Regions from separate parts of the Homo sapiens genome. Here region 2 is linked to region 1. A link is a contact called in ENCODE Hi-C data. All regions are on one chromosome and are shown on one strand. The core of a region is the stretch at or near the end of the contact, and the rest is flanking DNA. Distances in the headings are between cores, read along the strand shown. Region 1 overlaps ARHGAP15 (Rho GTPase activating protein 15). Region 2 holds the start of QTMAN-AS1 (QTMAN antisense RNA 1).

Region 1 (5,001 bases), core at 1,984-4,483:
TGAGGCTGTACTTGTATGCAAAAGAGCCAGCCCTTAGGATGAGGTGAGAATATTGATAGGGTAGAGGTAGCATCAACTGCAATTAGAGGACATGTCATTTCCACTGGGTAAAATGTCTAAGAAAGTAAAAAGAAAACATTTCTGCCATTGGATGTGATGAACAGTACTCAGCCTACAGTTCACACGAAAGAGTGTTGTATTTCAAGTATAATAAACAGAGTTTTATAGATACAGTCAATCCTGCACTTTGGTACCTGATGGCCGCTTTACCTTATTCGGCCATATATCACCTATATTTCAGTGGGAGTCCAAGGAAAAAGAAAGAAACTTTTAAAAAAATAACCTCAGGTTCTTTTGTTTAAGAAAGATATTAATGCATTTATCTGATGTACTGTTTTTTGCAGTAGCTAGAATGAGATTTGAATATATTAATATTTTCAGCAGCAGAGCCCAGGGACTCCAGTTAATAACTTATGGATGGCTACATAGATATACTTTAGACAGAGGTAAGGTTTTCAGCTCTCATGTTGGTAAGGCTCAGACAGATCGAATGAACGGGGCTGTTCTCCATGAGTCTTTGTTGTGGGCATGCATTGTAATGGTATGGAGACAGAGTTCTTCTGGTTGTCTACACAGCCTGGATTCAATAAACTGTTATATATGCATATTATGACAATGTGGTCAAGGAAACCAGATTTTTTTTACTCTACCTTCAAATGCCTATGGAGCCTAAATCTGGTGCTTATTTTTCTTGTCCTCATTCAATATGTTAACATATTCATAATTTGACACAGGTTACGTTTGTTTTATAATTAAAGTTATGGAGTTAGCTGGAAAAGCATTCAGACTATACTGAATTTTTTAAAAATGTGTATCTTTTTTCTATATTATACTGCAGTGTTCAATGTGAATCTGAAGTCTGGATAATCCCAGACTGTGTTAGTTTGCTAGGGCAGCCATAACACAATACGACACACCAGGCGGCTTAAAAAGCAGCCATTTATGTTCTCACACTTCTGGAGGCTGGAAGTCCAAGGTCAAGATATCAGCAGGTTTGTTTTATTCTGAGGTCTCTCCCCTTGGCTTGCACATGGCCACCTTCTTGCTGTTTTACCCTTCACGTGGTTTTACTTTTGTGCTTTTTTTCCCTGGTGTCTCTCTGCGAGTCTAAATTTCCTCTTTCTATAAGGACATCAGTCAAATTGGATTAAAATCCACCCTAATGGCCTTATTTTTAACTTAATGACCTTTTTAAAGGCCCAGTCTCCAAATGCAGTCACATTCTGAGCTAACGGTAGCTGGTGCCTTATCATATAAATTGGGGTGGGGTTAGGTGGGATAACTCAGCCCATATCACACACAAAGGGTATATTCACATCCAAGCTGTTGACATGCCCCGTACCAATGATGTATTTATTTGAGCCCCAAACTAAAACCTAAATTAATATTTGTAAGTCTGGAGTATTCTTCTAGTATGATTTTTCAGTCACATCCTCTATGGGAATGAAACAATGATGACTTTGTAAGGTTTAGGGGAACAAGCAGCAGCATGACTCTTCTCATACCTTCTTGCTAGACTGGAAGGAAGCAGTTCCTGTGTACAGTAAGTGTTACCACAGTGCCCGACCGAGCCCCACCCCGCCTTCAGGGACCCCGGTCTAGAGGCATAAGTGCCTCCCTCTCCATTACTGCCGCCCTCCATTAGGAGCAGATAATGCGTGAGCTACCACTCTCACAATAAAACATTGCACTTACACCACACCTTTCAACTCAGCATTTCCAAATGCTTGAAAAATCATTATTATTTTTATTATTTATTTGTGGAATCCCAGCAGTCTACTCAGCACTGGGAAGTGCAGTGAAAGCCACAGAGCTATGGTCTCAGTTACGCAGACTTAAACCGACACTCAAGTTTCCTCCGCGATGTACCAGTAAAAAGTCTGAAGGTGGACGTTTTTGCATGTGCATGCATAGCAAGAAAAAAAGTGAAAAGGCAATTTAGGTCTGAGTTACCCCTGCGGCTCACATACCTGAGAAAAGAGCCATTTGTTAGTATTGTTCTGATAAATGAAGGACCCAAGCAAGAACAAAGCAAGAAAGCAAACACAGTTTTAGACCCTACAGCTCAGAAAATGGAAATGCATTTCCCTAATCAAGGGCATCTACAATAACACTTTTAAAAGGATTATTAAGCAATGCAGGAAGTAGAAATCAATCAGGCTCTGCTTGTTGTTCACTGGTCATTATTTCCTGGGTCAAATCTGCTTGACATTCAATTTAATACAGTCTTTCATCAAGTCAAAAGGCCTTAGAGAGAAACTTTCACTGGCCACCCACATTTTCAGCAGGGCTGTTGCCTGGTCCGATTCACTTTTGTTTTCCAAGTCTTTACCATCATTGCATATTACGCCTACTTCTATTGAAACAGCTACTGCTTTTGATGATTTCCACAGTGGTGAACATATATTGTTCATCCCTGTAATGCTAGAAGCTGGTCCAGTGCTTGGCATGTAGTAGGTGCTCAATAAATATGAGATCTGTGAAAAACAAATTTTCACCTTACAAAGGCATTCTCAAAATGAATTTGACACATCCTGCTCTCTCTACAAAGTTACAAGCTAAGATAGATCACAGCAAAGCAGAGATATTGCAGACACAGATTGAAAACCAAGTGAAATAATGATTTAGATTGCCTTAAATCAAAGTGACTAAATGCATTTTTAGAAAGTACATGTTGAAAGTTATCTTGACTAGTCTTCCATTTAGCCAGGAAGTTTTCTGGAAGAAGTATAAGTTTAGGGATTTTTTGTGAGGTGAGAGGGAGAAATCATAAATAAGTATGTGTTCTAGAAAGTGGGGTAAGACCACAGAGGAGTCCTAAAGGTATTAATAGAGGTCAGGAATTGGACTTTAGAAAAACAGAAGAGGCAAGGAATTGAGAACAGAGGAAAATCAGATTACTTGGAGTGTTCTAATGAATGGCTTTCAAAGAAGATAAAGACCACCATATATAGAAAGCTACTTTGAAGATATAAAAGGGTTTGTTAGTAACATGACTGGGCATATACTAGAGTAGAAATTCCAAAATAAGAGCTGCCACAACGCAGCCAAAGTGAGAAGATATTTCTCTGGTCACCTGTGCTTGGTGCCAGCCACCATCCTCTACTGTTCTTCATTGTCCCTAGAGCTGGAGGCTTAGAAAGGCCTAGACACACACTGTAATCGTATGTCTCTTTCAGTTTGCTGGAGAGTGACTCACAAAAGGGTGTTTCCCGTGCTGACACAAAAGTATGCAATATTTCTTTGTCTTTCAAACTGGTAATTCATAAAGACTGTATACTATTCCGTATTGGACAATGTTGAGGCTTAAATATCCTAAGCCCCTTATAAGAAGGATGCTGCAAACATGAGAATAAGGGGTGTCTTCTGAAAATGAGTGAACTAAGCCACTTAGGAAGTTGCTGGCCTCATCTCGAAACCCACCAAATAACAGCAGTACAGCTAGAAATAGAGTTCAAAAGTCAAAAGTGCCTGGCTGCCCTAAAATTTTCTCATTGCATGACTTGGTTCAAGGGGCTTCATTATATTTTGTATTTAGATTTCACACGTTTATATTCCACAGTGCAGTGTCTCTTTAAAAATGTAACTGTTGAGTCTAAAAATCAGGAAGTAGTAAAGTGGCTTCCAGATACATATAGAAGGTTTTTGTTTGGGTGGTGTGTGGGAAGGGGTTGGTTTTGTTTTTAATTTTGTGCAATTTCAGTCCAGTCAACACCTAGAGCACTCCTTTAAAAAAAAAAAAAAAAAAAAAAAAAAGGGAAAAAGGCTTTTTTTTTTTTTTTTTGATTCAGTGTGCACAGAATTTATTGCAGACATCTGGGAGTTTAACCAGAGACATCCAAGAGGCCAGTAGAAGTGGAGCAGCAATAGAGAGTAATAGTTGACTTTTATCCTCATTTTTAAGAGGGAAATGGTCTATTGGTTTTAGAGGTGAAACGCTAGAAAGGAAACTGCTCAATCCTCTCATTTCAAAGATGAGCAAACTTGGGACTTTCCCAAGTCATCTAGCCACTTTGCATGTTCTATAACCCAAATTTACTTTAAATTGTGGAAAGAAAATGGAAATAAACTACCTTGAAGGCATTTGAGCTCCAACTGACTAATTATTCTAGGTCGTTAAATACAGTTAGAGTTGTTAGATTTTCTGGTTTCCAATGGGGGTAATTCCATCACAGAGATTCCTTTTCTATCAAATTGTTGGTGCTTCATTTTCTTAGCTCTGCCTGGTGGTCTCTATTACCTCCATATAAGAAGGCTTTTCTTTTCCACCAAATGAATGAATTTTCTCATCAATTCCAGTCATGCCTCATACATCTCCCTCTCTAGGACTTTCTCCACACTCGTCCCTCCAGTTCAGGTTCCTCTGTGCGCTCTCTGCCTATCCCAGATTCTACCACTTCTTCAGAGGACCTGGCTCAATATCCTGCTCTTTTAGATCTGCTATTCAGAGATCTGGTCCTAACTGCAGAGACTTTTCCATACTTTGAATTCATAGCCTTTCTTATGAATAGCTGTAAAGGTGAATTTGATGCTTGCATATAGCATAGTGAATTTAGGGCAAAGGCTATGCTTATTATTTTTTGATTCTTGCAGAATAGCACGAATAGACACAACTTATTGAATACTAACCATATGTCCCATATCTTGCTGAAAAATTTTAAATACATGTTCTCAATTCAACAACCATGTAAAGTCATTATTATCCTCAATTTATGGAAGCAAAATCTAGCATCCAGAGAGAAGGTGTTATTTTCCTAGATCAACCAACTAAAAGTGATGGGGTCAGTATTTAAAATGCAAGTATGTCTGAATCCAGAGCCCCTGTGGCCAGCTTCTATGCAAAATTGCCTTCCTTCTCAGAGTTACTTGCACATAAAAATCACTAAATATTTGTGAATTAGACAGATGAATGAATGAATGATTTGGAACCTGTTCCTTTCA
Region 2 (5,001 bases), core at 1,098-3,597, 210 kb after region 1:
ACCATATCCTGCCTGCCATTCTTAGTGACTATCTCCTGGCAGAAAGACACAGCTAGGAGTGTTTTGTTTCATTTGTCCTTGGAGTTTTTATCAGCATCAAGAAGGTGGACTGAGCCAAAGTTAGAAGAATTCTGGAGCTAAGCAAAAAGCGACACGTTTAACAGCCCCCATTAATTGGGGCTGTTACATGATTAATTTGAGAAAAACAGAAGAGACCGATTTCTTTACAACTCACAGTTGGATGCAACGCACTAAAAGTAATCCTGTAAATTACATTTTAAATCTCCAACATATTCCGAGCAGATAAAATAGTGGCATGATTGACCAAACTCCTTTTAAAAGTACACATATTACGATGCATCATAGTTATAAACAGATGGTATTTGGCCTCCTTCCTATTCTCAACATTTGGAATTTCTAAACTATGTGAATTAAACAATAATATTTTATAAACATACAAGGGATTTTGCTCACTGCTTTGTTAACATAGAAATTATACAATGCTGACATTTATTTAAATTTTAAAAAGTAAACAACAGTGTGCATCGAAATAAAGCAAACTAAAATCAACATAGAGAAGTATGTTCTGTGTGCGTACTACCTACAATGGCACTGGCCTTTTAAAGGGAAGACATAATGGGTTGAAGAACAAATTGTAGCATAGATCGGCCTAATCCCTTGTACTCCAAGGCTCATTTAACACCTCTCTGTAAACAACGGATATTTATACCATAATTGGCTATTTGACCATCAGTGTTCATTTACTATGTAACCTGCTATTATGGAGTTAAAAGAAGCTCCCCTTCATTGGCTCGTCAGCTTTCAGAGTAGCGAAAGTGTCCTCGCAGTTTTAAAAACACTTACACAAACGGGAATCAGTCTGACACTTGTACTCAGAATGAGAAACATTATCATGATATCAATAAGTATATATTTATTCTTTGGGGGATATTATTGCCAGAAAGAAAAGGAAATATATTAGATCTGAGTGTCATTTCCTAAGATTCTTTTCTAAAATTATAGCTTTAACCCTTTAGCCGCAGTTTGGAAGGGAGACCCATCTGCTGATTTGATGTACTAAATAGAAGGCACTTGGTTTCCAAACACTATTCTCAGATTCGCAAAGTTGCGCTGTGATGAATAAATAATGAATCAGATATTTCAATCCGTTTTATGATTTTTGAAAGCCCTGATTATCATTGTTTACAGTCTCTTCTTAATGCACTTCCCATGCGTTCTTGTTCAGCCTTCCAAGAGTTGGTTTATGTAGGCCACCCTCTCCCAACCTCGCTTTACTTTTGGACTGCTCTCACGTGTTAACCCACCCGCTCACACCTTTAAACCAGTTTGGGGAATATTTCAAATCTGAGGGGGGAAATCTTGAGCGACAGATGACAAGGAGTATTCGCAAACACTCCAGGCTAATGTTGCTTGTATTTGGTCACAGGTGTGCCCTGCTTTTGCGTACTATAATATCTCTATTGGTGAGAAAGAGGGAGAAAATTATGCTAAAACCACATGGATAGAAAGGAAAACGGCACTGCTGAAATCAGGAAGGATCAGCATTCCTTTTCTCCTATACATACGTGTGTATACTCAGATAAATAATGATAAATCACGGCAGTGTGAGGGAGGCTTTTAACAAAATACAAGCTTCAAAATAGGAATATCTTCACAAGTTTTCAAAAAGCTAATCAGAGCAAATGAGTGACAAATCAATGTAATGCTTCTAAATATTCTCCTGCCCCAATATTGCTTAACTCCTCTTCTCCACTCCTCCTAAATAACCAGTTGGTGGTGAGGAGGAGAAATGAGGTTTGTATTTCAATATACAGGTGTGAAGTGAAAAAGAAAGCGTCCGGGGGGTGAGATTTAAATCACATATCCGAACATACCAGAGACAGGAGTTATTCTAAACTGTGTAGATAAAATCCCTTTCGGAGAGTCCCCGTGCCCATCCCCACTCCCCTTCGCGGGATTGCTGAGGGCAAGTTATGTTTTTTGAAAAGGTAGTAGGCATCGGTGTTTCTGGTTTTGCTTAGTGCGTCTTCATCGTATTCCCTCGCTGAGGACTGAGCCTGGCCGACTCAGGGAACCGAGTTCAATGAAATCCTCAGACGCATAAAGCACAGGGTGCCGGCCCACCGAGCTGCGCTCCCTTCCCGGGGGTGCCCGAGAGAGAGCACGCGAGCCCGGCGCAGCCAAACCCGGGCAGGGGTGGGTCCCCACCGCGTGTGCGTGTGCCAGCCTGGGAGTGTCGGCGCGAGCGTGGCGGGTGCGTGCCGGTGTGTGTGCGTGACAGCGCGCGCGTGGCAGGGAGTTCGCGCGCCAGGGTGCGCGTGCCAGCGCGGGTGTGCGAGGGAGTGCGCGCGGGTGGGAGCGCCAGGGGCTGGCGGGGCCCGCGCCCTGGGACGAGCCCCTCGTGCTCCGGCTCTGCGCTCCCGCAGCGCCCACGCAGCCGAGAGGAGTGGGTGATGACTTCGTGACCTCAACGTCCTCCCCCGTCCCTCGACATGTTCCCGCGCCTGAAAGGTGCAGAAAACTCCCCCCACCGCTCTGGACGAGACTGAGCTAGGCGTCGAGGGCGGGCGCCGCCGCAGACCGGAGCTCGGGCTCGCTGGCCGCTCAGGCGCAGCGGTGTGGAGGGAACGGACGCGCGGCAAGGCGACCCGCTCTGGGCAACGCGGGCGCAGCTGCCCCGACGCAAGGCACTAGCTGGTCGGGGGCTCGGGCGAGCCGGGGCCGGCGTGCCGGGGCGTGCGCTCTCTCGGCAGGCGAGCGCCGGGCTCCGCGGAGGTCCCTGCGCCCACTGCCTGCTTCTCCGCCCGGCGACCCGGAGTCCCCAGGCTGCGGTGCGCCAGGCCAGACCTGACCGAGGGCGGAAGACCCGAGCGGCAGGGAGGCAGAAAGAAAAGAGGTAGCAAGCCCCAGACAAGGGATCCTTAATTACAGATAAAAGGCAAACAAAACCGTACACCACATTTTCCACGTGTCAGCTGACGGCCGCGACAAAAGGAAACAGAACGCTGGGGGGTGGGGGGGAGGCCCCTTCTTAGCTGCCCCCCACCCCTTGACAATGTGTGCAAATGTAAAATGCATTAGGTAGTAACTCTGGATAGGTGGTGCCCGGGGCCAAATTGCAGCTGCACGCTCCATCGTGTAGGACAGTTTGCTGATGCACCCAGAGGTCTGGGGAACCTCTTACAAAAAAGGGACTACAAATACTCCGCTTGAGCACATTTTGCTTCTTAAAACTTCATTACTCATACATTTTAAGTTAAAAATTTTGTGCTTAAAGTGTTGCAATTATCTTCAGTAAAATTCTAATACACACACACATACACACAATTTTGTTTTGCAGTTTTGTAGATTCCATTTTATTGGCCTGGTATCACAGCATTAGAAATACAAGGGGAAAAGCCAAGACGATGAAAGCCAGGGAACATAGCTGCAAGCACCAGAGAGCACAAGTTCCCCTCCATGGCTCTGCGGCTCAAATGGAAAAAGGAGAGATGTCTGCTTTGATTTCTTTCCTTTTAATTAATCAGGATCACAAAGCAATCTCCACCCTGTCCCTGGGATTTAAGATACTGGTTAAACTCCACCGTGTCCCGAATTCTCCACAGAAGGTGGAGGAGTGTTCAGAATCTGAAGTCCACCCGCGGACCATTAAAAACCTCTAGGTCTGTGCCCTCATTTTTAACACTCAAATTAAAGGATCACCCTGAGCCACCACGCAGTGCACTCTTCTCTATTTTCTCCCTCTTGTTGCTGGGCCGGTTTTGGAAATTAGAAGGGGTGGTCTCTTTGTTAGCAATCTGTTTACTTTCTTCTGATACAATGAAGCATCAGGTCGAAGGTGACAAGGCTTCTTTGCTTAGTCATTTTTACCCATCTCTTTGTAGATGATGTTTTTTTCCATTTTCAATTTTTTTTTTCATCAATGCCATCTCCCCAACAGCATTTCAAAAATAAAATTTCCAAGTCCTTTTTTTAAATGTGGTTCCAGTCAAATGATTTACCCACACCCCAAATAATATTATTTACATCCAGTATTAATAGCTGCATATCAGTAATTCTTAGAGATCTTCTGATCCATATTTAACAATTTAAATGATGGCTAACATTATTGCCAGGCAAATGCCTGAACCAATAGTTTGTGGACTAGTTGCCAGCCAGATGACAGCCAGGTATACACAGGGTAAGAACATAATTAAGTTTCTGCCCTAGTCTCTTCAATTGCAGAAGGCAGACAACACTCTTTCTCACCTTCCAGGGAAGTAGATTAGCAGATTAACAAAATGATGTAAATCACATAAGCTTTACATCCCCCTTCCCCTTCTAATACCTATTTAGGAACACTTTAAAATTTTTCCTTTAGGCATCTAGTCTTTCTGTGGTTTAGCCACATGCTCTCCCCTTTTTGGCTTTCTCCTTCTGTAAAATAAGTAAGGTGAAAGAGCAGATTAGGAGTTTTTCTTTTTCTTACAGCTTTCCTGTGTTTGAGTGGATCATCCTGTTGCCATCGTTTTAGTCCAGTTGTTGTTAATTCATGTTCTTACCACCCACCAAAGAATAGCACAGGATTAAGTTTATATTAATAAATGATGTTCATGAGTAGGTTTTTAAATGCCAGAGTTATGATTTATTTTTTTAAATGGGTGGAGAAAGGAGAGCGGCAATAACTAGCTCCCAAGTCATTCAAAATCCTGGCATCACACATCTATGTGGGTTTTTCTTTCTTTGTTTTGGTCTTTAAGTTTTTTGGACACACCTCTTATTTCCCTTTTAGTCCTATATCATGGAATAAATGCTTTTTTTGACTATCTTTGTCCATAGCTTGAAACCCTGTTTATTACAGTTAAATTTATAGAAAGTATTATATGGTCCTCTTTTCTTCTTCTTAAGAGCTTATAATTGTCCCTGTTTATCTCCCCACCCATTAAGAATTCTGTAATAAATCCCTGCACCAAATAAATTAAAATCTGCAACTTCAGACAC

Evidence for each region. Hi-C counts contacts between places; a loop is a spot of excess contacts on that map. Pooled maps may share reads with other maps.
Region 2: a loop to region 1 is called in a pooled map, with 6 times the contacts of the local background. The contact joins the promoter of QTMAN-AS1 here to the enhancer-like site in region 1. A Hi-C loop is called at or near these places in 2 of 37 single-sample maps with no recorded cell type and 5 of 50 pooled maps.

Annotation. Positions count from the first base shown.
Region 1 is chr2:143,727,103-143,732,103 of GRCh38, forward strand. The region is part of intron 13 of ARHGAP15 (Rho GTPase activating protein 15); the gene reads left to right. All of the region lies in intron 4 of ARHGAP15-AS1 (ARHGAP15 antisense RNA 1), which reads right to left. Among named protein-coding and RNA genes, the nearest start is that of ARHGAP15-AS1, 46 kb to the right of the region's middle. RefSeq lists an enhancer at 1,812-2,432. Within about 2 kb of position 3,234, at least 2 of the 41 ENCODE cell types and tissues checked have a DNase peak (open chromatin) inside an H3K27ac peak, as active enhancers do.
Region 2 is chr2:143,934,720-143,939,720 of GRCh38, forward strand. It overlaps QTMAN-AS1 (QTMAN antisense RNA 1), which reads left to right and starts at 2,348. Exons shown (of 3, transcript NR_110237.1): 1 at 2,348-2,917. QTMAN (queuosine-tRNA mannosyltransferase) reads right to left here. Exons shown (of 12, transcript NM_001376312.2): 12 at 3,349-5,001. RefSeq lists an enhancer at 1,772-2,455 and a silencer at 2,650-2,849.